2 separate regions of the Homo sapiens genome follow, and region 2 is linked to region 1. The links are chromatin loops, found by intact Hi-C in ENCODE. Cell type or tissue: B cell. All regions are shown on one strand. Each heading gives the region's core, and the rest is flanking DNA. Links, peaks and the distances in the headings are about the cores only.

What was found. Peaks named below come from ENCODE experiments on the same cell type or tissue, not always from the same donor. Only the 100,000 strongest peaks of a DNase experiment are listed, where the experiment ranks them.
Region 2: it touches region 1 in a loop (21-fold over the local background); 5 of 110 quality-filtered maps call a loop at or near these places.

The regions. Positions count from the first base shown.
Region 1 is chr22:37,619,908-37,627,907 of GRCh38, forward strand. It overlaps GGA1 (golgi associated, gamma adaptin ear containing, ARF binding protein 1), which reads left to right. Exons shown (of 17, transcript NM_013365.5): 5 at 331-454; 6 at 906-1,006; 7 at 1,709-1,789; 8 at 3,420-3,560; 9 at 3,645-3,726; 10 at 5,062-5,169; 11 at 5,890-6,042. Among named protein-coding and RNA genes, the nearest start is that of GGA1, 15 kb to the left of the region's middle. In B cell, for the core only: CTCF peaks have their summits at 3,847 (motif pointing right) and 4,057; DNase peaks (open chromatin) are centred at 1,706, 3,834, 6,328 and 7,784; H3K4me3 peaks cover 770 bases; H3K27ac peaks cover 4,376 bases.
Region 2 is chr22:37,856,762-37,873,366 of GRCh38, forward strand. EIF3L (eukaryotic translation initiation factor 3 subunit L) reads left to right here. Exons shown (of 13, transcript NM_016091.4): 5 at 1,918-1,979; 6 at 6,208-6,277; 7 at 6,511-6,584; 8 at 13,415-13,586. Among named protein-coding and RNA genes, the nearest start is that of EIF3L, 16 kb to the left of the region's middle. RefSeq lists enhancers at 1-482, 483-983, 5,789-6,288. In B cell, for the core only: CTCF peaks have their summits at 6,919 (motif pointing left) and 7,120; a DNase peak (open chromatin) is centred at 6,900.

The DNA.
Region 1 (8,000 bases), core at 1-8,000:
AGACCTCTGGCTCCTCTTTCCTGGGATGTCAAGGCTAAGTCCCCAGAGCCGACTATGAGCAGGCCTGTCCCTCATGTCAGTTCTGCATCCTCACCATGGTGCCATCTAGCAGGTGGGGAAACAGACACTGAGGGCTGACCCAGCTAATAAGTGGCAGGGGTAGTAGGTGAACTCAGTCTACCCCAGGCTGGTTGGGCGGGGCTATGAGGACCCTGTAGGCTAGAGGGCTTCCCGGGGAGTCCTGGGGAGGCAGTAGGGTGTGGACAGGGCTTGAGACTGAAGTGAGTGGGGCTGGGCAGTATCAAAGGCCTCCCCACTGTGTCCCTGAAGTATCTGGGCTCTCGGACATCGGAGAAGGTGAAGAACAAGATCTTGGAGCTCCTCTACAGCTGGACAGTGGGCCTGCCCGAGGAGGTGAAAATCGCAGAGGCCTACCAGATGCTAAAGAAGCAGGGTGAGGCACACAGAGGGTGGGGGGCGACCAGGGCCTGCCTTCCCCTCCCCCACCATGAGCTGGGGCTCCAGCGGCTTCAGGGGCTTCTGAGCCAGCAAGGTCATGGGTCTGTCCTTTAACTTCTGGAGAAAGTACATACAGCTAGTGCGGCCTTCTGTGCTCTGCCTGAGGCTAGCTTGGGTGGAAAGAAGGTGAGTTCGAATCAAGCTTCCCCTCAAAGAGTGGTCTCCAGGGAGTGGCCTCAAAATATGGGTCCCCAAACCATCTCCCCCAGGCAATTTTGATGGAGTAGGTAGGAGTAGGCCCAGGCCACTAAGAGTCCAGAGCCAGCGTGCTGGCAAAAGACTGACCTCCCTCTTCTGTCCTACCCTTGCCTGCCCCCATCCCCATGTCACCCCTACCCCTGGGCCTGGGACATATTGACAGCCTTTCTGACACTCATCTAATCCAGGGATTGTAAAGTCCGACCCCAAGCTTCCAGATGACACTACCTTTCCCCTTCCTCCTCCACGGCCGAAGAATGTGATCTTTGAAGATGAGGAGAAATCCAAGGTGAGACTCCAAGGAGGCACATATGGGGACTCTGAGCCCAGGTGGGGGTCCGTGGGTTCTGACCTCTAGCTGCCCTGGCATCAGCCGTTGGAACAGAGGCACACACTGAGCCCAGGCATCGTTGTAGATGATGGGCGCTGTTTACTGGGCATTTAATATGTGCTGAGTATGTCCCATACAGCATCCCCACATTTAATAAACAGGAGTGTGTCTGGTGTCCCTGGAGTTTGTTTGAGGGTATTTTGACCTTTTCTATAAGAATTTCACTAATTTTTTGTTAAAAGTTAATAAAATTAAAACTTGTGGGTGAAAAGTTAAACAGCCCAGGAGGAGGTAAGATTAAAATAAAGAGGTTAAAGTAAAAGGTCCCCTCTCCCCAGTCTTAGCCCCAGCCCTGGAGAGTGTCTACTGTTAAGGTTCTTGTACATTGTCCCAGAAAGGTTCTCAGCCATGGGGATATAAGGAGCACCATTTGTTGATTACTTATTTCTGCTAGGCGCTGTGGTGTGCACTTTACATGCAGTGTCTCCGCTGGCCTGTGGCCACCCTATCAGGCATCAGTAAATTCTCACCATTTCACAGAGAGCTTAAGTAACTTACTCAGGTCCCACAGGCAGGAAGCGGGGAGCCATCATGTGACTCCAGTCTTCTGACCCCTGGCCCAGGTGCTGCCCTCACGGTCACACCCCTCTGTCTCTGCAGATGCTGGCCCGCCTGCTGAAGAGCTCCCATCCCGAAGACCTCCGCGCAGCCAATAAGCTCATCAAAGAGATGGTGCAGGAGGTAGCGGCCGAGCCCAGAGCACAGGGAGGAGGCGGGATGGGGGTATTGAGCTGGGCCACTGAGATGGGGCTGTATGCATCTTCACATGGAAGGAGCCCTGCAGTGACCCGGGCTGGCACAGCAGAGAAGCTGATGCTGGGGGACCAGGGTGTGCAGGGAAGAATTCCCGGCAGCCTGGGTGACTTGCTCTGGATGGGCCTTTGGGAGGCTGGCTACCTCTTCGTCAAAAGTTAGAAATGAATTAGGCCTTAGTATATTTTTAAAAATACTAAGTATTTTTAAAATTACTTTTTAGTATTTAAAAATACTAAGTATTTTTAAAATTATTTTTTAGTATTTAAAAATACTAATGAATATATGTAAGTATGTATACGTGTATGTATATGAGGAGACTTTTTTTGAGACAAGGACTCACTCTCTAGCCCAAGCAGGAGTACAGTGGCATGATCATGGCTCATTGCAGCCTCAACCTCCCGGGCTCAAGCAGTCCTCCCACCTCAACCTCCCAGGCCGCTGGCACTAAATACGTGTGCCACCACACCGGTATAGTTTTTGTATTTTTTTTGTGGAGAAGGGGTTTCGCCACATTGCCCAGGCTGGTCTGGAACTCCTGGGCTCAAGCAATCTGCCTGCCTCGGCGTCCCAAAGTGCTGGGATTACAGGCATGAGCCACTGCCTGGCCAAATGTTTAATTTTTAAGTAAATATACATATGTTGCCTGGGTGCCTGCTGAAACTTTTTTTTTTTAATTGAGACAAGATCTCATCCTGGAGTGCAGTGGCACGATCATGGCTCACTGCAGCCTCGACCTCCTGGGCTCAAGCGATCCTCCCACCTCAACCTCCCAAGTAGCTGGGACCAAAGGCACACGCTACAGCGCCCGGCTAATTTTATTTTTTGTAGAGACAGCATCTCCCTTTGTTGCCCAAACTAGTCTGTAACTCCTGGGCTCAATGACCCTCCCATCTCGGCCTCCCAAAGTGCTGAAAAAAAAGTTTCAAAGCTGGATGTGGTGGCTCATGCCTGTAATCCCAGCACTTTGGAGGCCAAGGTGGGAGGACTGTGTGAGGCCACTTTTCACTCTGCAAAGGAGGGGCACGCACAGTAAGCGGAGGGGCAGGGGAAAGCCGGGCTGCTCCCAAAAGCAGCCTTTGAAGGCACGGGCTCCCCCATCTGCCAGGCACCGACAGACACTGGAAGGGTCTTCCTGCTCGTTTCCAGGCTGTACCTGGTGACCACAGAGGTCCCCTTGCACTATGAAGTACAGGAACCTCCTTTGAAAGGGCAAACACAAGGAGGGCAAGAGTCACTGAGAACCACAGTGGAGGTCTAGGGCCCTGGGCCTTCAGAAGCACCTGGTGAGGGGTTTGGAAACCCAGGTTCCTGGGCCATCTCTGAAGATCCTGATGAGCTTGTGCAGAGGCCTGGGCACTGGGGGCTTCTTGGACCAGCGTGCCCTTCCTAGGCATGAGGGGCTCCTGGCAGGGCCTGCTGGAGCCCCACCCAGAGTGTGATCCCACAGTCACCCAGCTGTCAACCCAGATCCCAGCACACATTCTCTCAAGTGGCAGGGGGCAGTGCCTCGTCCAGGCCAAAGGTTCTCAGGGGCCCTTGGCCAATGTGTCCCCAGGACCAGAAGCGGATGGAGAAGATCTCGAAGAGGGTGAATGCCATCGAGGAGGTGAACAACAATGTGAAACTGCTCACGGAGATGGTGATGAGCCACAGCCAGGGCGGCGCAGCAGCTGGCAGCAGCGAGGACCTCATGAAGGTGCACCTGCCTCCCTGCCTACCCCACTCCCTGCCCACTCCACAGCCCACGCGGACCCTGACCCGCCCATCCTGCTGCCCTCAGGAACTGTACCAGCGCTGTGAGCGGATGCGGCCCACGCTCTTCCGACTGGCGAGTGACACAGAGGACAATGATGAGGCCTTAGGTGAGCCCAGGGCAGGTGCTGAGGTCAGGTCCCCCCCTCTCCCTCCACCTCCTGCCCCCACCTCCCCCAGGCCCTGCTAAGTATCTGCAGTTGGAAGGAGCCACCACCAGGGGGCCCCCTTCTCCAGCACCGACCTTGGGTTTCTCCTCTCTGAGGACACAGAGCAGGGGCCGCCCCCCTGTTGAGAGGCCCTGTGGGCCAGCCCCCTTAACAGGCATCTTATTTACTACCCGCAGCTGCACAGGAGGCAGACCCATCCCCTTTTCACAACTGGGGCTAAGGGAGGAAAATGACTTGCCCAGATCACAGAGCAGAACAGTGGCAGAGCCAGGGGAGACGGAGGGCCATCTGCCCCCAGACCTTCCTCCCTAATGAGGGTGAATGGAAGCTAAGAGTGCATCCCACAGCCCAGGCAGTTCCAGACCTGAGCCTGACGGCTTCTGCCAGGGCCACATACCAGGTTCTTTTCCTTGATCTCTGCCCACGTGTCAGCCTGGGCCACTTGGGCTGCGGTCTGGGTACCATCCACTCCCTCATTAAGCAGGAGCCCCACCCACAAGGCTCACTGCCCAGATTGCCCCACACCCTGGCACCTGGGGAAGGCAGTGTTGCCGAGGGCCTGATTGGTGCCAGGCACTGTTCTAGGCCCTCAGGGATCTGGCACTGATCAAAGTTTGCAAAACGCCGGGTGCAGTGGTTCACACCTGTAATCCCAGCATTTTGGGAGGCCAAGGTGGGAGGATTGCTTTAGTCCAGGAGTTCAAGACCAGCCTGGGTAACATAGAGAGACCCAGTCTCTATTTCAAATATATTTATATTAAAAAAAAAAAAAAAAGGTTGACAAAAACTTCCTCATGGTAGTTTAGTGAGAGGAGACAGACAATAACCAAGTCCATGAGCACCGACAGTTCGTCACGGTGGTGAGTGGCATGGAGGAAGAGAAGCAGGGAAGGGATGAGGTGGTGCAGGAGGGATTTAGGACAGGCCTCCCTGAGGTGAGCCTTGGGTGAAGACCTGAAGGCAGTAAGGGATGAAGCCATGCAGAGATCTGGGGCAGCCAGAGAGCAGAGCTGGAGTGGAGGCCTGGAGGCGGGAGCGGGCCCAGTGTGTTGAGACAGCCCAGGCAGTATGGCAGGGAGTGAATGAGGGAAGGGTGGGAGGTGAGACCAGGGAGGTGGCGGAGGGCCAGAGTCTCAGCAGACGAGATGGGCTGTTTCCCTGCCCCTTTCCCTTCCCCTCACACACAGGCTGTGATGGATGTGGGGTCCTCGTCCCCTGCCGCCCAGAGGCCCCCACAGTCCTTCAGCCTGGCCTCTCCCCTCCTGCCTGTTCCAGCGGAGATCCTGCAGGCCAATGACAACCTCACCCAGGTGATCAACCTGTATAAGCAGCTGGTGCGGGGTGAGGAGGTCAACGGTGATGCCACAGCCGGCTCCATCCCTGGTGAGGAGGTGGCAGGAGAGCTGGGAGGGCACCCATCAGGCTGGAGGGGCACAGAGAGTGCAGGGTGGTGTGCTGGTCTCAGAGCGGCTGGAATGACTGCCAGGGTGACCCTGGCCCCTTAAGATGGGGAAGGCCCCAGGGAGGGAGCTGGGGGTGAAGTCTGTGCCAAGCCTGCAGCTGTGGGGGAAGAAGTCTGGTGGGGGAGCTGAGGGTTTGGTGAGGACAGGCAGAAGAAGGAAGGCATTCTTTCATTTGACAAATCTGGCACCTGTTGTATAGGGCTAGATGACACCCCAGAGGCTTTATGTATCAGAAAATGCGAGGGGGGTTAGAAAAGTAAACATTACAGACTCAGGTCTAATAAGGGTAAGATGGCAGCCTTGGGGGGTCACAAAAGGGGTTAGAATTGGTTCTGTTAGGGAGAAGTGGAGATGGAGGCGCTGCACGGAAGCAGCCAAGTTTCAGCAGGGCCTTAAGGATGGGTAGCAGTTTGCCCAGTAGAGCTAAGAAGGAAATACATTCCGGACAGAAGTACCATCATATGCCAAAGAGAGGTCCTGTTGAGCAGTTTCCAGGCAGGGGCTGGTGTGGCCAAGGAAGGGGAGGCAGGAGACCAGTGGTAAAGCATCGGGGGTTAGGTGTTGCTCCCCCGCAACCCCTGTGGACTCTGAGAGACACGTGTACACCCAGGACTTGCCAGCCTCTTCTTTCCCACCCCAGGGAGCACCTCGGCCCTGCTGGATCTCTCAGGCCTGGATCTCCCGCCTGCGGGCACCACCTACCCAGCTATGCCCACCCGCCCTGGCGAGCAGGCCAGCCCTGAGCAGCCCAGTGCCTCAGTTTCCCTGCTTGACGACGAGCTCATGTCTCTGGGTGAGGAAGGGGCCAGGCCTGGAGGAGGGCGGGCTCAGCAGCAGATGGGGCATGATCCCAGGGCCCACTCACAGCTAGCGGAACCACGTACCCCAGGTGTGGATCCTGTGGGGCACGTGGATGAGCATTAGGCCCACTTCACAACTGAGGAAACTGAGGCTCGGGGAAGTTAGGAGCTTGTGCGAGGCCACACGGCCAGAGGGTGAGGCTGGCAACCTCTAAGCCGGCCTCGGATAAGCTAACCAGCATTCAGGCTCTGGCAGCCTGGGGGGAAACCAGGGGATTTCCCCGCAACAGGTTAGAGCCTGGAATTGAGAACTGTCTGGGCAAAAGTTCAGCAGTTTCTTCATCCACCAAGAGGAGAGGGAGGGCTCTGGGCTCCAGAGCACCCAGAGGCTCCAGAGAAGCCGAGGCCAGAGCGCGAGGGACTCGGTGATCCAAGCTGGTCCAGGGCCAGGCCTGCTGTTACTCCCGGGCAGGCTCCGGCTCCAGAGCCCAGCAGGGGCCAGGCTTCCCCGGGGGGAAGCAGCAAAGCGTTCCCAGCTGCCCAAACCATTTTTGGGTTTCCAACTGCTCTCAGGGCAGCAGCCCCATCCGAGAGCTGAGATCAGAACAGCCTCCTCCTGAGAGCCACTGAAGGGATGAAGAGCAGATACGTTAGGGCCACATCAAAGGAATCCTCAGGGATATGTTGGAAGCCAAGATTCAGACTGTGGTTTCCTGAGCCAGTTCTGAAGCAAAAACCAGACCCGAAGGCCTTGAAGAAGTGATGGGGACCCGGGGCGCCCTGGGCGGGGTCTGCCTGGGTTCCAGGAGTGCTTCCTTTGGTGGTGCCCACTACTGCACTCTGTCCTGTCTTAGGTGACCCTCACGGTCTCTGCAGGCAGGTGCCGTTAATAGCCCCACTGCACAATGAGGAAACGGCAGCACAGAAAGGCGCGGTGGCTCACGCCTGGAATCCCAGCACTTTGGGAGGCCAAGGCAGAGGGATTACTTGAGGTCAGGAGTTTGAAACTAGCCTGGCCAACATGGCGAAACCCCATGTCTATTAAAAATACAAAATTAGCTGGGCGTGGTGGCACATGCCTGTAGTCCCAGCTACTGGGGAGGCTGATGCAGGAAAATTGCTTGAACTGGGGAAGCAGAGGTTGCGGTGAGCCGAGATGGCACCACTGCACTCCAGCCTGGTTGACAGAGCAAGGCTCCGTCTCACAAAAAAAAGAAAAAGAAAAGGAAAAAGAAAGGCTGGGTGACTTGTGCAGAAAGGGCTCTAGGACTTGAGCTGGGCTCTGATCCTGAAGCCACACTCTGAGCAGCTGGGCTGCTCTGACTCGTTGTTCATAAGCAAGGAAAAGGAAATGAGGACCCGGAGTGTGGAGGGAGAGCTGAAGGGGAAGGAGAGCTGAGGGGAAAGGAGGCCCAGTTGTGAGCTCCCTTTGTGAACCCAGCAGCCAGCACCCTCCCTGAAGCTGCTTACGAGCCCCATGCAGCCGCCCCCTCTTCATTCAGAGCCAAGGGTGACCGCAGGGAGAGGACCTTTACCCCATTCTACAGAGAAGTAAAGGACGGTCAAGGGACAGGAACGTTCATACAAGGTTTATCTTCCCCTGTGGAGCCAGCCCTGGGTGGCAGCTACCTGAGGGGCAGTGGGTGGGGAAGTACTGCAGGGCCACCAGCCCCCAGCCAGCAGCTGCAGCACCACCTCCACAAGAGAAGCGAGATGCAGCCGCACTTCCTGTCCCCGCACTGCACTGGCATAGTTCTGAGCCACCAGCTTCCTTCTGTTTTCCTCTCAGAGGCAAAGCATGGGGGCACAGGAGCCGGAAGTGCCAGGGCAGCCTGCAGCCTGGGCCTGGGGAATGGAGGAGGCCCTGGGGCCACACAGGGGGCTGGTCCTCACTCTTCACGGCAGGGGTGGGAGACAGGTTCCTGTCCCTCAAGGAGGGTGTTCAGGCAGC
Region 2 (16,605 bases), core at 3,284-11,283, 240 kb after region 1:
TGAACCCGGAAGGCAGAGGTTGCGGTGAGCCGAGATCGCGCCATTGCACTCCAGCCTGGGCAACAAGAGCGAAACTCCGCCTCAAAAAAAAAAAAAGAAAGAAAGAAATTGGGAATTGGTAAGTCCTCCAACTTTGTTCTTTTTTTTTTTTTCCCCAAGATTGTTTTGACTATTCTGGGTCTCTTGGATTTGCTTATTGATTTTAGGATGGACTTGTCAATTTCTGCAAAGTAGCCAGCTGGGATTTTGAGAGGAATTGCCTAGAATCTGAAGATCACTTTGGGGAGTATTGCCGTCTTAACAGTATTAAGTCCTCCAGGCCAGGCGCGGTGGCTCATGCCTGTAATCCCAGCACTTTGGGAGGTGAAGGTGGACGGATCACGAGGTCAGGAGATCGAGACCATCCTGGCTAACACGGTGAAACCCCGTCTCTACTAAAAATGCAAAAAAGTTATCTGGGCAGGCCGGCATGGTGGCGGGCACCTGTAGTCCCAGCTACTCGGGAGGCTGAGACAGGAGAATGGCGTGAACCCGGGAGGCAGAACTTGCAGTGAGCTGAGATTGCGCCACTGGACTCCAGCCTGGGCGACAGAGCAAGACTGCGTCCCAAAAAAAAAAAAAAAAAAAAAAACCAATATTAAGTCCTCCAATCTATGGACATGGGATGTCTTTGATTTATTTAGGTCTTTGGTTGCGTTCACCAGTGTTTTGTGTTTTCAGTGTACAAGTCTCTCATTTGTTTTGTTATAGCTAACGTTTTTTTGAACACTTAACTCCTTTTTTTTTTCCCCCTAAGATGGAGTCACGGAGTCTTGCTGTCTTGCCCAGGCTGGAGTGCAGTGGCGCGATCTCTGCTCGCTGCAACCTCTGCCTCCTGGGCTCAAGCAATTCTCCTGCCTCAGCCTCCCGAGTAGCTGGGATTACAGGCACCTGGCGGATTTTTTGTATTTTTAGTAGAGATGGTGTTTCACCATCTTGGCCAGGCTGATTTTGAACTCCTGACCTCAAATGATCCACCCGCCTCAGCCTCCCAAAGTGCTGGGATTACAGGCATGAGCCACTGCACCTGGCCTGAACATTTACTCTCAATTGACTAAACACAGAATGAGTTCAAAACTCATTCTGTGGCTGGGTGTCGTAGCTCACGGCTGTAATTCTGGTACTTTGGGAAGCTGAGGTGGGAGGATTTCTTGAGGCTGGGAGATTTAGACTAGCCTGAGCAACATAGGGAGACCCCCTTCTCTACAAAAAATTTTTTAAAAAAATTATCCAGGCATGGTGGCACATGCCTGTAGTCCCACCTACTCGGGAGGCTGAGGTGGAAGGATCACTTGAGCCCTGGAAGTCGAGGCTGCAGTGAGCCATGATCATATCACTGCACTCCAACCTTGGCAACAGAGCGAGACCCTGTCTTCAAACAAACAAACAACATTCTGAAATTAATATTTTCTTTCTTCCTTTTTTTTTTTTTTTTTTTTTTTTTGACATGGGGGTCTCACTGTGTTGCCCATGCTGGAGTGTAGTGTGATAATGGCTGACTGCAACCTGTGCCTGCTGGGCTCAAGCGATCCTCCCACCTTAGCCTGCCGAGTAGCTGGGACCATGGGTGCGCACCACCACGCTTGTCTAATTACTCTTGTGTGCTGGTTTTTTTATGCACTTGGATGGCAGAAGTCTCTAAATGGTGAAAGGAAATAGATCTGAATGAGATCTTAATCTCATCGACAGAGATTGAGGTTGATGGAGTCAAATGAGAAGTGGATTTTCTCATTGCATGTATTCTTGGGGCATATGCATAGCAATTTAGATGTTGTTTAGTCTTCAGAATTACCTTTATTCCTCCCCACCAAAGAGCTAAAGCTGCCAGGATACCCCAGTTTTATGGTTAGTGAAGCACCCTTCTGCCATCTCTTTCAGATGCTGTCTTCCTGATTTTATACAAAGAATTATACTACAGGCACATATATGCCAAAGTCAGTGTAAGTATTTAAGTGTCGCAGTTTTTTTTTTGTTTTTGTTTTTTTAACTCTGTGCTGTTTTTGTCCCTAGAACACAGTCATTTGTTTATATTGGTTCAGTGTCTGGGCATGATTGGCATGTTTTTGAGTTTTAAGAAGCGGTGGAAGGAACAGTTTAACCCAGAAAGCTGTTCAGACACACTAACGCTATATAACCTATGCATTCTTTTAAATTTCTCTGTCCCCACAATTCTCCTGGACTGGGCAATCACCCATGCACTGGTTATAGGCTGCCAGCCTCATAGGATATTTCCAGGTACCTGCTGCTGCTTCTGCTTGGGGTTCTTTTTCCCTTCAGAGCATTGAGCCTCTGTTTCTCTGAGATGTACATAACACTGTCACTGTATGCCAAGCACAATGCTAGGCACTTAGCACACATCTTCACATATCTAATTCTACTATCAATCGTGCAAAGTTGGTACCCGAGGTGCCAAGAGGTTACCTTTTCTCAAATTTATCCAGCTAGTAAGTGACAAAACTCCTTGAATCTAGACCAGCTTGTTATAACACCAGTATTCTACACATTATCCCAACTTTGAGCACTTGCTAGATTCTGTTCTTCCCGACTTCTAAATTATAGAGTACGTGAAGTTTCTTTTTTTTTTTTTTTTTTTTTGAGAGAGAGTGAGTCTCGCTCTGTCGCCCAGGCTGGAGTACAGTGGCGCGATCTCAGCTCACTGCAGGCTCCACCTCCCAGGTTCACGCCATTCTCCTGCCTCAGCCTCCTGAGTAGCTGGGATTGCAGGTGCCTGCCACCACACCTGGCTAATTTTTTTGTATTTTTAGTAGAGACGGGGTTTCACTGTGTTAGCCAGGATGGTCTCCATCTCCTGACCTCGTGTTCCGCCCGCCTTGGCCTCCCAAAGTGCTGGGATGACAGGCGTGAGCCACCACGCCCGGCCTAGAGTGCCTAAAGTTTCTTAAAATGCCATCTGTACTATTTAAGGCTGGGCGCGGTGGCTCACGCCTATAATCCCAGCACTTTGGGAGGCTAAGGGCAGGTCACCTGAGGTCAGGAATTTGAGACCAGCCTGGCCAACATGGAGAAACCTCGTCTCTATTAAAAATATGAAACTACAAAAATAAGCTGGGCGTGGTGGCGGGTGCCTGTAATCCCAGCTACTTGGAAGGCTGAGGCAGGAGAATCGCTTGAACCCGGGAAGCGGAGGTTGCAGTGAGCCGAGATCGTACCACTGCACTCCAGCCTGGGTGACAGAGTGAGACTCTTGTCTCAAAAAGAAAAGAAAAATGCCATCTGTATTATTTATATACACCAATGACTTAATCTCTATCTTTAGCCTCAGTTGCCCCACTGAAGTCCAGACTTGTATATTCAGCTGTCAGCATCTGCACTTGGCTGTCTGAGTCATCTGAAGCTTAACACATCTAAAACTGAATTCTTATTTTCCCTCTAAACTAGTTTTTCTCATGGTAATCATCTCAATAAATGCTACCGTTTATTACCAAGTTAATTGGACTAAAAGCCTTGGCATTATTCTTGACTTTTCTCTGACATGATATCCAGCAAATCCTGTTAAGCTCTGTCTTCAACATACTTCTTTTTGTTGTTTTGTTTTATTTTGTTTTGTTTTTGAGACGGAGTCTCGCTCTGTCATCCAGGCTGGAATGCAGTGGCGCCGTCTCGGCTCACTCCAACCTCTGTCTCCTGGGCTCAAGCAATTCTCCAGGCTCAAACGATTCTCCTTCCTCAGCCTCCTGAGTAGCTGGGATTACAGGCATGCACCACCACGCCTGGCTAATTTTTGTATTTTTAGTAGAGACAGGGTTTCGCTATGTTGCCCAGGCTGGTCTCGAACTCCTGACCTCAGGTAATCCGCCCGCCTCGGCTTCCCAAAGTGCTAAGATTACAGGCGTGAGCCACTGTGCCTGGCCTTCAGCATACTTCTTGAATCAGCCACTTTTCACTGCCACACTGCTGCTCACCTAGTTGAAGTCATTATCATCTCTTCCCTGAATTACTGCAGGAGCTGCTTACCTGGTGTCAGTTTCCACTCTTGGCTGTTTATTCTCAACATAATAACCAGCATGATCCTTTTGCTACATAGTTTCATCAGGTCACTTCCAATCCTACCATGACTTCCCATCACACTTACTAATTCCAGGTTTTAGCCCTGTTTCCCTTCTCACTCATTTCCTGAAACTTTCCCCCTCCCTCCCTGGGCTCCTGGCAATATTCGTGGCACTTCAGAGCACTTATCTCTTGTACGTTGTATTTGTTTATTTAGGGGAGGGAGTTTCTTAATCTACTGGAAGGTTAACTCCACCGGGGTATGTGCTTGTCTTGTTCACCAATATAATCCAGTGCCTAGAATAATGTCTGGTCATAATGGTGTTAATTGAGCATGTGTGTGCTTGCATGCATGTGTAAGTGAAGGAAATTGGCACCAAGATCTCCACCTAAGGAGGTCCTAGTTTCTCACAGTTACTCACCCCTCTTCTCCTTGAGGACCGCTTGATATGGCTAGAACTCCTGCCTTGGCCACAGGAGCCACTGTCAGTAGTGGTAGGTGGAAAAGTTCTTGCTGCCAGAGTAAGGGGCCATGTTTTTCCGGCATCCCAGCGGGATCTCTGACTACTTTATCTGATAGAAAGTAAAGATTCCTGGCCAGGCGCTGTGGCTTACGCCTGTAATCCCAGAACTTTGAGAGGCTAAGGCGGGTGGATCACGAGGTCAGGAGTTCGAGACCAGCCTGACCAATATGGTGAAACCCCGTCTCTACTAAAAATACAAAAATTAGCCAGGCGTGGTGGCGTGTGCCTGTAATCCCAGCTACTCGGGAGGCTGAGACGGAAGAATCACTTGACCCCAGGAGGCAGAGGTTGCAGTGAGCTGAGATTGCACCGCTGCACTCCAGCCTAGGCACCAGAGCGAGACTCCGTCTCAAAAAAAAAAAAAAGTAAAGATTCCCTACTACCATTGATGCTAAAGTTCAGGTACTTTGTGGATATGCTAAGAATCTAGCCATTATGTGTACACTGCTTTTTTGGGAACACCATGACACCATAGCCCATAGTATAGCTGGTTTTACCACCTCTAATCTCTCTGTTTGGTCTGTAGATGAAGATTCAGCAGAAGCTTATTGATGCTGTTATCTTTTTATTAGCTACCAGGACTCCTACATAAATGACCAGTTTTAAGCCCTTGGGAAGCAGTTTTTCATTGAATGTGCTTAGATTGTGCTTAATGTATTAAGCACCTTACATAACTTTTATTAAACAGAGACGGGGTCTTGCCATGTTGCCCAGCCTGTTCTCAAACTCCTGGCCTCAGGTGATCAGCCCACTTCAGCCTCCCAGAGTGTTGAGATTACAGGCGTGAGCCACTGCGCCCAGCTATATAATCTTACTTCATTGTGACTAGTCAACAATCTTTTGCCCACATTTTACAGAGATTAAATACCTTGTGAGAACCCCACAGTTAATAAGAGGTGGGACTGACTCCAAAGTTGTGTTTCTTCTCCATCACAAATACATTGCTCATGGTATGGTTCCCCAGCTCAGAAACTATCAGTGGTTCTCAGATGCAAGCAACATAAAGACCAGACCAGGGGTCAGCCACCTTCTCTGTGGAGGGTCAGATAATAAGTATTTTAGTCTCGAGGGCCATGATGGTTTCTGTCAGATCTGTTCAGCTATGTCTTTGTGGCAGTTATCAACAATATGTAATGAGTGGGCATGGCTGTGTTCCAGTAAAACTTCTTTATTTACAAAACAGGTGGCGGAATAGATTTGCAGGCCCCCTGACCTAGATGCTTGTTTGGCGTTGGAAGACTGCAACATTCCTGGCCCGTAGTCTAGTGATGCCCGGTGCAGCATTATCTTCTCTTAACTCCCTAGCCTTCAAGTGCCACGATTTAACTTCTTCGCCTTTGCTAGTGTGGTTTTTTTCTGAAACACTTTTCCTTCTCTCTGCTTTGCCAGATCATCATCCCTGCTCTGAGGGTCATTTAAGGTCTGTTGCTGTAGAACCTAACCACGTGTTGCAGTATTCAGTGCGTCAGCTGCTATAGGACTTTCTATCTTCCCTCTCACTTGCATATTTACATAGTAAGAAAGAGAGGACAGATACCAATTCTCTTGTATTTGTTCACAGCTGTCACAGTATACCATGGGTAAAACACATTAAAATTAAATATCTGTATCTTGATATCTCTTGTTTTCTTTACAGGGGGGACCTTCCTTGGAGCAGAGGTTTGAATCCTATTACAACTACTGCAATCTCTTCAACTACATTCTTAGTGAGTCTGAGATTTGGCCAAGAGGGTGTGTGTGGTTATGATGAGGTTCAGCATTGGCCTCCAGCTTTTTTTTTTTTTTTTTTAAATTAGCAGGATCTTAATGTGTAGGTGGGAAGAGGGGAGGTCTTGTGATTCATGGTCCTTTTAAGAGAGAAATTACAAAGCATTCTGCAGCCTACAGAATGGGCAGAGTCATTGCTTTGAATCTGACTTTTCTGTGATCTCCTGCACAGATGCCGATGGTCCTGCTCCCCTTGAACTACCCAACCAGTGGCTCTGGGATATTATCGATGAGTTCATCTACCAGGTATCTGGTCAGCTTCAGCCTAATTTGAAATAACTGGTCCATGCCAGGAATAGCTGTTACTATTGTTTGTGTAAAAAAGCTGCAGGGTGTAAAAATATCCCCATTGTAGTGTAAAATACCCCATGGCAGTAGACTCCAGTTTCAGCTGGCTTTCGGAAGAGGCAGGGAAGCCTAAGCACTCCAGATAGGAAGCTGGAAGTCGGATAAGTTCAGCTCCTGACCTTCATCAAGCTCTTACTAGACCTTGTTAGGTGGTCTGGTGGTAAGAACACAGGCTTCACAGGCTTTGGAGCGAGGTGGAAGTGGATTCTAACTTGGGTGCTGCCACCTGCTGGTAGCTCTGTAACAGTGATGTGCTATTTAAACTCAGAGCCTCACTTTCTTTACCCACACAATGGAAATGTTCTATTATCTTTTTTTTTTTAAGAGTCAGGGTCAGGCCGGGCGCGGTGACTCACGCCTGTAATCCTAGCACTTTGGGAGGCAGAGGCGGGCAGATCACGAGGTCAGGAGATCAAGACCATCCTGGCTAACACGGTGAAACCCCGTCTCTACTGAAAGTACAAAAAATTAGCCGGGCGTGGTGGCAGGCGCCTGTAGTCCCAGCTACTCAGTAGGCTGAGGCAGGAGAATGGCGTGAACCTAGGAGGCGGAGCTTGCAGTGAGCCAAGATCGTGCCACTGCACTCCAGCCTGGTAACAGTGCAAGACTCCATCTCAAAAAAAAAAAAGAAAGAGTCAGGGTCTCACTCTGTTGCTCAGGCTAGAGTGCAGTGATAATAGCTTACTGCAGCCTAGAACTCCTGGGTTCAAGTGATTTTCCCACCTCAGCCACCTGAGTAGCTGCCACTACAAGGCCCACACCAACTTACGTGGATATTTATATTACTGTAGAGACGAGGGTCTTGCTGTGTTGCCCATGCTGGTGTTGAACTCCTGGCCTCAAGTGAGCCTCTTGACTTGGCCTCCCAAAGTGAGCCACCATGCCTAGCCATCTATATCTTGATTGTGGTGGTGGTTACTTAAGTGTATGCTCGATCAGAATACAATAGAACATTTTCATCACAACAAGAATATCACCTACCTCAGGAGTTGCTGTTCAAGGTCGAATGAGAACTGTGCCAAATGCAAATAAAGTACAGCAGCTGTGTAGCCTGGGGGTAAAAGTCCAGGTTTTGCTGTTGCTGTTTACTGGCTTTTTTTTTTTTTTTGGAGATGGAGTCTGACTCTGTTACCCAGGCTGGAGTGCAGTGGCATTATCCCGGCTCACTGCAACCTCTGCCTCCCGGGTTCAAGCGATTCTCTTGTCTCAGCCTCCCCAGTAGCTGGGATTACAGGTGCCCACCACCACGCCCAGCTAATTTTTGTATTTTTAGTAGAGACGGGGTTTCTCCATGTTGACCAGGCTGGTCTCGAACTCCCAACTTCAGGTGATCCGCCCTCCTTGGCCTCCCAAAGTGCTGGGATTACAGGTGTGAGCCACCGCGCCTGGCCTACTGGCCCATTTTAAAATGGTAACATGTTCTGTTGTGGGCACATTACTTAACCACACTGTGCATTGGTTTCCCCATCTCTAAAACGGATTGCTGCGAATGTTGCTGAGATACTACGTATAGAGTGTTTAGCATAGTGCCTGTCACAGAATAATTAATACACGTTGCCTGTTGATTGTGATGATGTTCAATGTCATCATTATTCTTTTCCATCTTATTTAGCCCAGTCCTTCTATTTAAAAATACAGATTGCTCACAACTGTAATCCCAGCATTTTTGGGGTCCAAGGCAGTAGGATCGCTTCAGTCCAGGAGTTCGAGAAATAGAGACTACAAAACATAAAATAGGCTGGGCGTGGTGGCTCACGCCTGTAATCCCAACACTTTGGGAGGCCTAGGTGGGCAGATCACGAGGTCTGGAGATGGAGACCATCCTGGCCACAATGGTGAAACCCCATCTCTACTAAAAAAAAAACAGCTGGGCGTGGTGGTGTGCGCTTGTAATCCTAGCTACTCGGGAGGCTGAGGCAGGGGAATCGCTCGAACCCGAGAGGCAGAGCTTGCAGTGAGCCAAAATCGTGCCACTGCACTCCAGCCTGGCGACAGAGTGAGACTCTGTCTCAAAAAAAAAACCAAAAAAAATAAAATATATAATTTGACAAAATATAATTCTTTTCCCCCTTTTTGTGCTGTCTATAGCTCTAACTGATTATTTCAGGATAAATTGGTATCTTAATAAAGATGTTATTAGAACTCCGTGAACCAGGGAGACGTTGTGTATACAAAGTGCTGAACCGTTACGAGTGGTGAGCTGAGAAACCTTCATAGTGCTCCTTGAGAAGGAGGCTTCCTGCTCAAGATTAGGCTTCAGTGCCTTTCATAGCAAAGGCCACAAACCGTACTGGCCTTGTTTGCCCTCTGGCTCCTTGGCTTGTGTCATCCTTTTATTTGGAATATTTATAGATGAATAGCAGTCTTTTTGACTTAGAGCAAGTGAAGAAGGATCATCCGTGCTGATTTTCTTTATCCCTCTTAAGATAATCATAATTCCCTGGGCTTAGCCAGTGTTGTTGTTAAGGGGCTTACGGTGCTTTCTAACAAAGACTGTCCAGTGAGGGTCAGTAAGTGGCTGGTGTATTTCGTCCTGGCCAGGTAGATGCCACATGGGGTAGGTGGCTCTTCCTCGCCACCCTGTTTTATTTATTTGTTTTTGTTTTTTCAAACTACAGATATAGTGAAAGTGCCTGCCTTGCTTGCTTTTGCAGAGGTATCAATTACTGTCTGGAAGGAAAGGCACCTTGTTGATGTTTCTCAGGCACTTACATAAACATGACTGTATAAAGAGAGATCACTTCAAAAATGGTTACGTACTCTATTGTGCCATTTACTGTGACTTGTTAACACACTTAAACCATATTTTCATAGACCTGACTTGCTCTTTTGCTGCAGTGTGCGTGATATGGATATACCATGCCTCTGATGATGAACCTTTGGGTTGTCAGTTTCCACAATTACAGGCAGTGAATCAGTGAATATCCATATATATGTTGTACACAGGCATATTTTTAGGGATCACTACCTAGAAGTAGAATTGTGGATTGAACGATACTTGCTTTTTAAGTTTTTTTAAATCAGCTTACTGAGGTATAGTTTATTTTTTTAAGTAGAGATGAGCCACCAGCTCGCGCCTGTTAATCCCAGCTCTTTGGGAAGCCAAGGCGGGTGGATCACGAGGTCAGGAGTTCGAGACCAGCCTGACCAACATGGTGAAACCCCGTCTCTACTAAAAATACAAAAAAATCAGCCGGGCGTGGTGGCAGGTACCTGTAATCCCAGCTATTTAGGAGGCTGAGGCAGGAGAATCGCTTGAACCTGGGAGGTGGAGGTTGCAGTGAGCTGAGATTGCGCCACTGCACTCCAGCCTGGGTGACAAAGCAAGACTCTGTCTCAAAAAAAACAAAAAACAAAAAACAGGTGTGAACCACCATGCCCAGCCATGAGGTGTAGTTTAATATACAATAAAATGTACCAGAATCAGTGTACAGTGGATGAGATTCAACAAATGTGTACAGTGCCACAATCAAGATAAAAGAACGTTTCAATCACTTTGAATTATAATAAATAGTAATATATTGTCCCACCAATGGGCTGTATCAAATTGTGTTACTACCAGCGGTGTTTGAGAGCAACTGTTGGTTTTTTTGTTTCTTTGTTTAAGAGATGGGGGTCTTGCCTTTATGGTCCAGGCTGGAGTGCAGTGGTGTGATCATAGCTCATTGCAGCCTTGACCTCCTGGGCTCAAGCAATCCCCCCACCTTAGCCTCCTGAGTAGCTCGGACTACAGGTGCACCCAGCTGATTTTTAATTTGTTGCAGAGATGGGGTCTTGAAATCCTGGGATAAAGCAATTCTCCCTGCTCAGCCTCCAAAAGTGCTGGGATTACAGGCGTGAGCCACCATGCCTAGCCAAGACCAACTGTTTTCTGTACTGGATATTATCAGTCTGTCTAATTTTTGTCAGTTCAATGGGAAAGAAATTCTGGCCGGGCGCAGTGGCTCACGCCTGTAATCTTAGCACTCTGGGAGGCCAAGGCGGGCAGATCACTTGAGGCCAGGAGTTCGAGACCAGCCTGGCCAACATGGTGAAACCCCGTCTCTACTAAAAATACAAAAATTACCCAGACTTGGTGGTGCATGTCTGTAATCCCAGCTACTCAGCAGCTGAGGGATGAGAATCACTTGAACCGAGAGGCAGAGGTTGCAGTGAGCTGAGATCACACCACCGCACTCCACCCTGGGCAGTAGAGTGAGATTCCGTCTCAAAAAAAAAAAAAAAAAAATCAGCGCGGTGGTTCACACCTGTAATCCCAGCACTTTGGGAGGCCGAGGCAGGCGGATCATGAGGTCAAGAGATTGAGACCATCCTGGCTAACACGGTGAAACCCCGTCTCTACTAAAAATACAAAAAAATTTGCCAGGCATGGTGGTGGGCGCCTGTAGTCCCAGCTACTCAGGAGGCTGAGGCAGGAGAATGGCGTGAACCCAGGAGGCGGAGCTTGCAGAGAGCCGAGATTGCACCACTGCACTCCAGCCTCGGAGACAGAGCGAGACTCCATCTCAAAAAAAAAAAAAAAAGAAAAAGAAAAAAAAATCATACTTTTCTGATTTCCCATATTAATTGTCAATTTTGTTTTCTTTGAAGTGATCATCACTATTCTTTGCCTGTTTTCTATTTGATTGCTTTTTTAATTGCATTACGAGAATTCTTTGTAGGATTTTTTTTTTTTTTTTTTTTTTGAGACAGAGTCTCGCTCTTTCGCCCAGGCTGGAGTGCAGTGGCATGATCTCTGCTCACTGCAGTCTCCACCTCCTGTGTTCAAGCGATTTTCCTGCCTCAGCTTCCCAAGTATCTGGATTACAGGTGTGCACCACCACGCCCTGCTAATTTTTTTTTTTTTTTTGCATTTTTAGTAGAGACGGGGTTTCACCATGTTGGCCAGGCTGGTTTTGAACTCCTGACCTCAAGGGATCCACCCATCTCGGCCTCCCAAAGTGCTTGGATAACAGGTGTAAGCGCCACCGCACCCAGCCTGAGAATTCTTTATATATTCTGGATATTCTTTTTTTTTCCCCCCTAAGGCGGAGTCTTGCTCTGTCACCTAGGCTGGAGTGCAGTGGCGTGATCTCAGCTCACTGCAACCTCTGCCTCCCAGGTTCAAGGGATTCTCCTGCCTCAGCCTCCCGAGTAGCTGGGATTACAGGCATGTGCCACCACACCTGGCTATTTTTGTTTTGGTGCTTTTTTTTTTTTTTTTTTTTTTTTTGAGACGGAGTTTTGCTCTTGTTGCCCAGGCTGGAGTGCAATGGTGCGATCTTGGCTCACCGCAACCTCTGCCTCCCAGGTTCAAGCGATTCACCTGCCTCAGCCTCCCGAGTAGCTGGGATTACAGGCATGTATCACTGTACCTGGCTAGTTTTGCATTTTTTGTACAGATGGGGTTTCTCCATGTTGGTCAGGCTGGTGTCAAACTCCCGACCTCAGGTAATCCGCCTGCATCGGCCTCCCAAAGTGCTGGGATTACAGGCATGAGCCACCGCACCCGGCCTGTTTTTGTATTTTTAGTAGAGATGGGGTTTCACCATGTTGGCCAAGCTGTTCTCGAACTCTTGATCTCATGATCCATCCACCTTGGCTTCCCAAAGTGCTGGGATTATAGGCGTGAGCCACCGTGCCTGGCATATTCTTTGTTTTTATATTACAAAATTAGCATTTTGTCCCACAGTCTAGAAGAAGATAATTTTTTGTGTTTTGAGACAGAGTTTTACTCTGTCACTCACACTGGAATGCAGTGGCACAACCTCACCTCACTGTAGCCTCCGCCTCCTGGGCTCAGGCAAAGCCCGTACCTCAGCCTCCTTAGTAGCGGAGACTGCAGGTGCCTGCCACCATTCCTGGCTAATTCGTTTGTGTTTTTTATAGCGATAGGGTTTTGCCATGTTTCCCAGGCTGGTCTTGAGCTCCTGGACCCAAGTGATCTGCCCACCTCAGTTTCCCAAAGTGCTGGGTTTACAGGGGTGAGCCTCTGATCTCTGCTGGAAGAGTTGAAGAACAGTCTTAGATCTTCTAAGACCTAGGTTTTAGGTCTGTGATTTCCAAACCTGATGCACACCAGATTCAACCAGAGAACTTTAAAAAATTGAGTAGGTAGGTCTGTTGTGTTCCATCTGTGTGACTGCTGGAGCCAGGCCAGGAGTGCTTCCAGGTTCTACTTCTGTCCCAAACAGATTCCTGTGGCATATCTTCTCTGTGTTCGTTGTGCTTGGCCAGACGACTCTGGTTGAGAGTGGTAGAGAGGTGACATAGTCTGGGAACTGATGGTCAGCTGTGGTAGGGAAGGCTCACACGTGCAGATACCTATTACCACATCACTGCCCATAACCCAGGGCGTACCACAGTCTAGCTGCATCTGAATAGATGGTACAAGAGCCCCTGTGGTGTTTCTGGTGGCCCGGTCAACTGCATTGTGAGGCCCAGAGACAGGAAGTGACTTTGGGTTGTGTTTGACTCCAGATTGGATGTTTTTACCACAGACTACCTCTAATCCTAGAGATTTTTACTTCACTGTGTAGTAAGTAACATTCAGTAATGAACAGAATTCACAGTTTAGTCAAGATGGCTTTGAAAAACAGTGTACGGAATGGTTTAGAATGAGAAGTGGTCATCTCACCCTCACCTTGCCCCATCCAGAGCCAGAGCATTGCCTCGTTTTCAGCATTGTGGACATGGATGATCACTTTGGGCTTATACCACTACTGCATGTTTCTTTTCTTCCTCAACAGTTTCAGTCATTCAGTCAGTACCGCTGTAAGACTGCCAAGAAGTCAGAGGAGGAGATTGACTTTCTTCGTTCCAATCCCAAAATCTGGAATGTTCATAGTGTCCTCAATGTCCTTCATTCCCTGGTAGACAAATCCAACATCAACCGACAGTTGGAGGTATACACAAGCGGAGGTGAGTGCAGCAGGCCGACAGCCGTGGCCTGCGAATTTCCAGCTGCTTGCCATCTGTTCCAAATGAATAGATCACTGCAAGGAGAGCAGATGAGTCACCATGTCTTAGGTGGTGGTCTGTTGACTCTTTGTAGGTGCTTGAGTACAAACAGTAGCAGAGTATTTGTGCTGGGGGCTCTGGGGCTTGGGAGTCCATTGGCCAACAGACTGAACCAGCACATTGAGATTTGCGTTTGTAAACACTTCTGTGTCTCCAGTGCTTTTGTTTAGATAAGCACTTCTCACACGTGTTGGTGTCAGAGCCACTTTACCCTGTTAAAATATTGAGAACCACAAAATGTATCTATTTTAAAAAATTTTTTTCTTTTTTTTTCAGTGAAGAGTGGCATTTTTGCAGATCTCTCTGTCTGGCTGAGATAGCTGGCTTCTCATTTCTGCTTCTGCATTCAATCTGTTGCAATGTGTTCTTTTGTTTGAAGCACATAAAGAAAATCTGGCCCAGGCACTGTGGCTCACACCTGTAATCCCAGCACTTTGGGAGGCTTAGGCAGAAGGATCGCTTGAGTCCAGGAGTTTGAGACCAGCCTGGGCAATATAGTGAGACTTTGTCTCAAAAAAAATGTTTAAATTGACTGAGCATGGTGGGTGGGGTGCCCCTGTAGTCCCAGCTACTCGGGAGGCTGAGGTGGGAGGATTGCTTGAGCCCAGGAAGCAAAGATTGCAGTGAACTGAGATCACACCACTGTACTCTAGCCTGGGCCACAGAGCGAGAACTTGTCTGAAAAAAAAAAAGAAGGAAAATCTGGCTTCACACGGTTATAGGAAGTTTTTTTGTTGTTTGTTTTTGAGACAGGGTGTCGCTGTGTCACCCAGTCTGGTCTTGGACTCCTGGGCTCAAGCAGTCCTGCCTTGGCCTCCCAAAAGTGCCAGGATTATTGGAGAGGATTTTCTTTGATACTACACCATGTAGTAGTATGTATGGGTTGAATATTCCTGACTTGAAAATTTGAAATCTGAAATGCTCCAAAATCTGACTTTTTGAGCACCAACATGACGCCGTAAGTAGAAAATTCTACACCCAACCTCATATGAGCAGTTGCAGTCAGAACTTCGTCTCATGCACAAAAGTATTTAAAAGATTATAATAAAGTTACTTTCAGGCTGTGTGTATAAGACATATATGAAAAATAAATGAATTTTATGTTTAGATTTGGATCCTATCCTTAAGATACTCATTAGGGCCGGGTGCCATGGCTCACGCCTATTATCCTGGCATTTTGGGAGGCTGAGGCGGGCAGATCACCTGAGGTCAGGAGTTCAAGACCATCCTGGCCAACATGGTGAAACCTCATCTCTACTAAAAATACAAAAAATTAGCCGGGCCTGGTGGTGGGCACCTGTAATCCCATCTACTTGGGAGGCTGAGGCAGGAGAATCATTTGAACCAGGGAGGCAGAGGTTGCAGTGAGCCGAGATCGCACCACTGCACTACAGTCTTAGTGACAGAGCGAGACTCTGTCTCGGGGAAAAAAAAAAAAAAAAAAAAGATATCTCATTAGGCATATGCAGATATTAAAAATTGCAAAATCCAAAACACTTCTGATCACAAGCATTTATAGAAGTATACTCACCCTGTACTTCTTTGAAGTAACCAGTGGTAGTTTCATACAGATTAGGTGCAGTGAGGAATCTGAAACTGTATTGGTGAATTTTTCTTTTGTTAACGTTATTCGTCACTTCTGTAATTTGAATGAGTTCCTTACATCCATGTGTGACTTTTTTTTTTTTCCTGAGACAGAATCTGCTCTGTTGCTCAGGCAGAGTGCAATGTCATGATCTCAGTTCACTGCATCCTCTGCCTCCGGGGTTCAAGCGATTCTCCTGTCTCAGCCTCCAGGGATATAGAAAGGAAGGATTACAGGCACACGCCACCACGCCGGGCTGATTTTTGTATTTTTAGTAGAACAGAGTTTGACCATGTTGGCCAGGCTGCTCTTGAACTCCCGAGCTCAAGTGATCTGCCTGCCTCGGCCTCCCAAAGTGCTGGGGTTACATGCATGAGCCACTGCGCCTGGCCATGTGTGATTTCTAAAAAAATATTGGTTCTCTGAGTTATAAAGATCTTCCAAATGTTGACACATTTTATTACATTTTTTTAAAAAGTCAGATTTGTTACTTTTGCCACTGACATCAGGTAAGCATTTATTTGTAAGCTATAGAGCTTGTAGTGGCAGATACAAGTTTTACAAAATTCCATTTTTGCTTAATAGCTTGAATTTTTATTTATTTTGAGATGGGGTCTCACTCTGTCACCCTGGCTGAAGTGCGGTGGCACAATCATGGCTCACTGCATCCTCTACCTGCTGGGCTCAAGTGATCCTCCTACCTCAGCCTCCCAAGTAGCTAGGAACGCAGGTTTGCACCACCATACCTGGCTGATTTTTTTTTCTTTTTTTTTTGGTAGAAACAAGGTCTCACTTTGTTGCCCAGGCCAATCTTGAACTCATGGGATTTCATGTGTGAGCCACTGTGCCCAACCTTTGAACTGTTTTATAGGTAGCAAACACTGTCAGTTATTTTCTTTGAGGTATGACAGGTTTACTTCATTTTTGTGAAAATGTCTGCCCTTTTTTCCTTCTTTTTTTATTTTTATTTTTTTTGAGACAGAGTCTTGCTCTGTAGCCCAGGCTTGAGTGCAGTGGCACAATCTCTGCTCACTGCAACCTCCGCCTCCCAAGTTCAAGCAATTCTCCTGCCTCAGCCTCCCCAATAGCTGGGACTGCAGGTGTGCACCACCACACCCATCTAATTTTTGTATTTTTAGTAGAGACGGGGCTTCACCATGTTGGGCAGGCTGGGCTCAAACTCCTGACCTCAAGTGATACGTCCGCCTCGGCCTCCCAAAATGCTAGGATTACAGGCATGAGCTGCGCTCAGTTGCGTATCAGTTTTTTTTGTTTTTTTTTTTTTGAGGTGGAGTCTCGCTCTGTTGCCCAGGCTGGAGTGCAGTGGCGCAATCT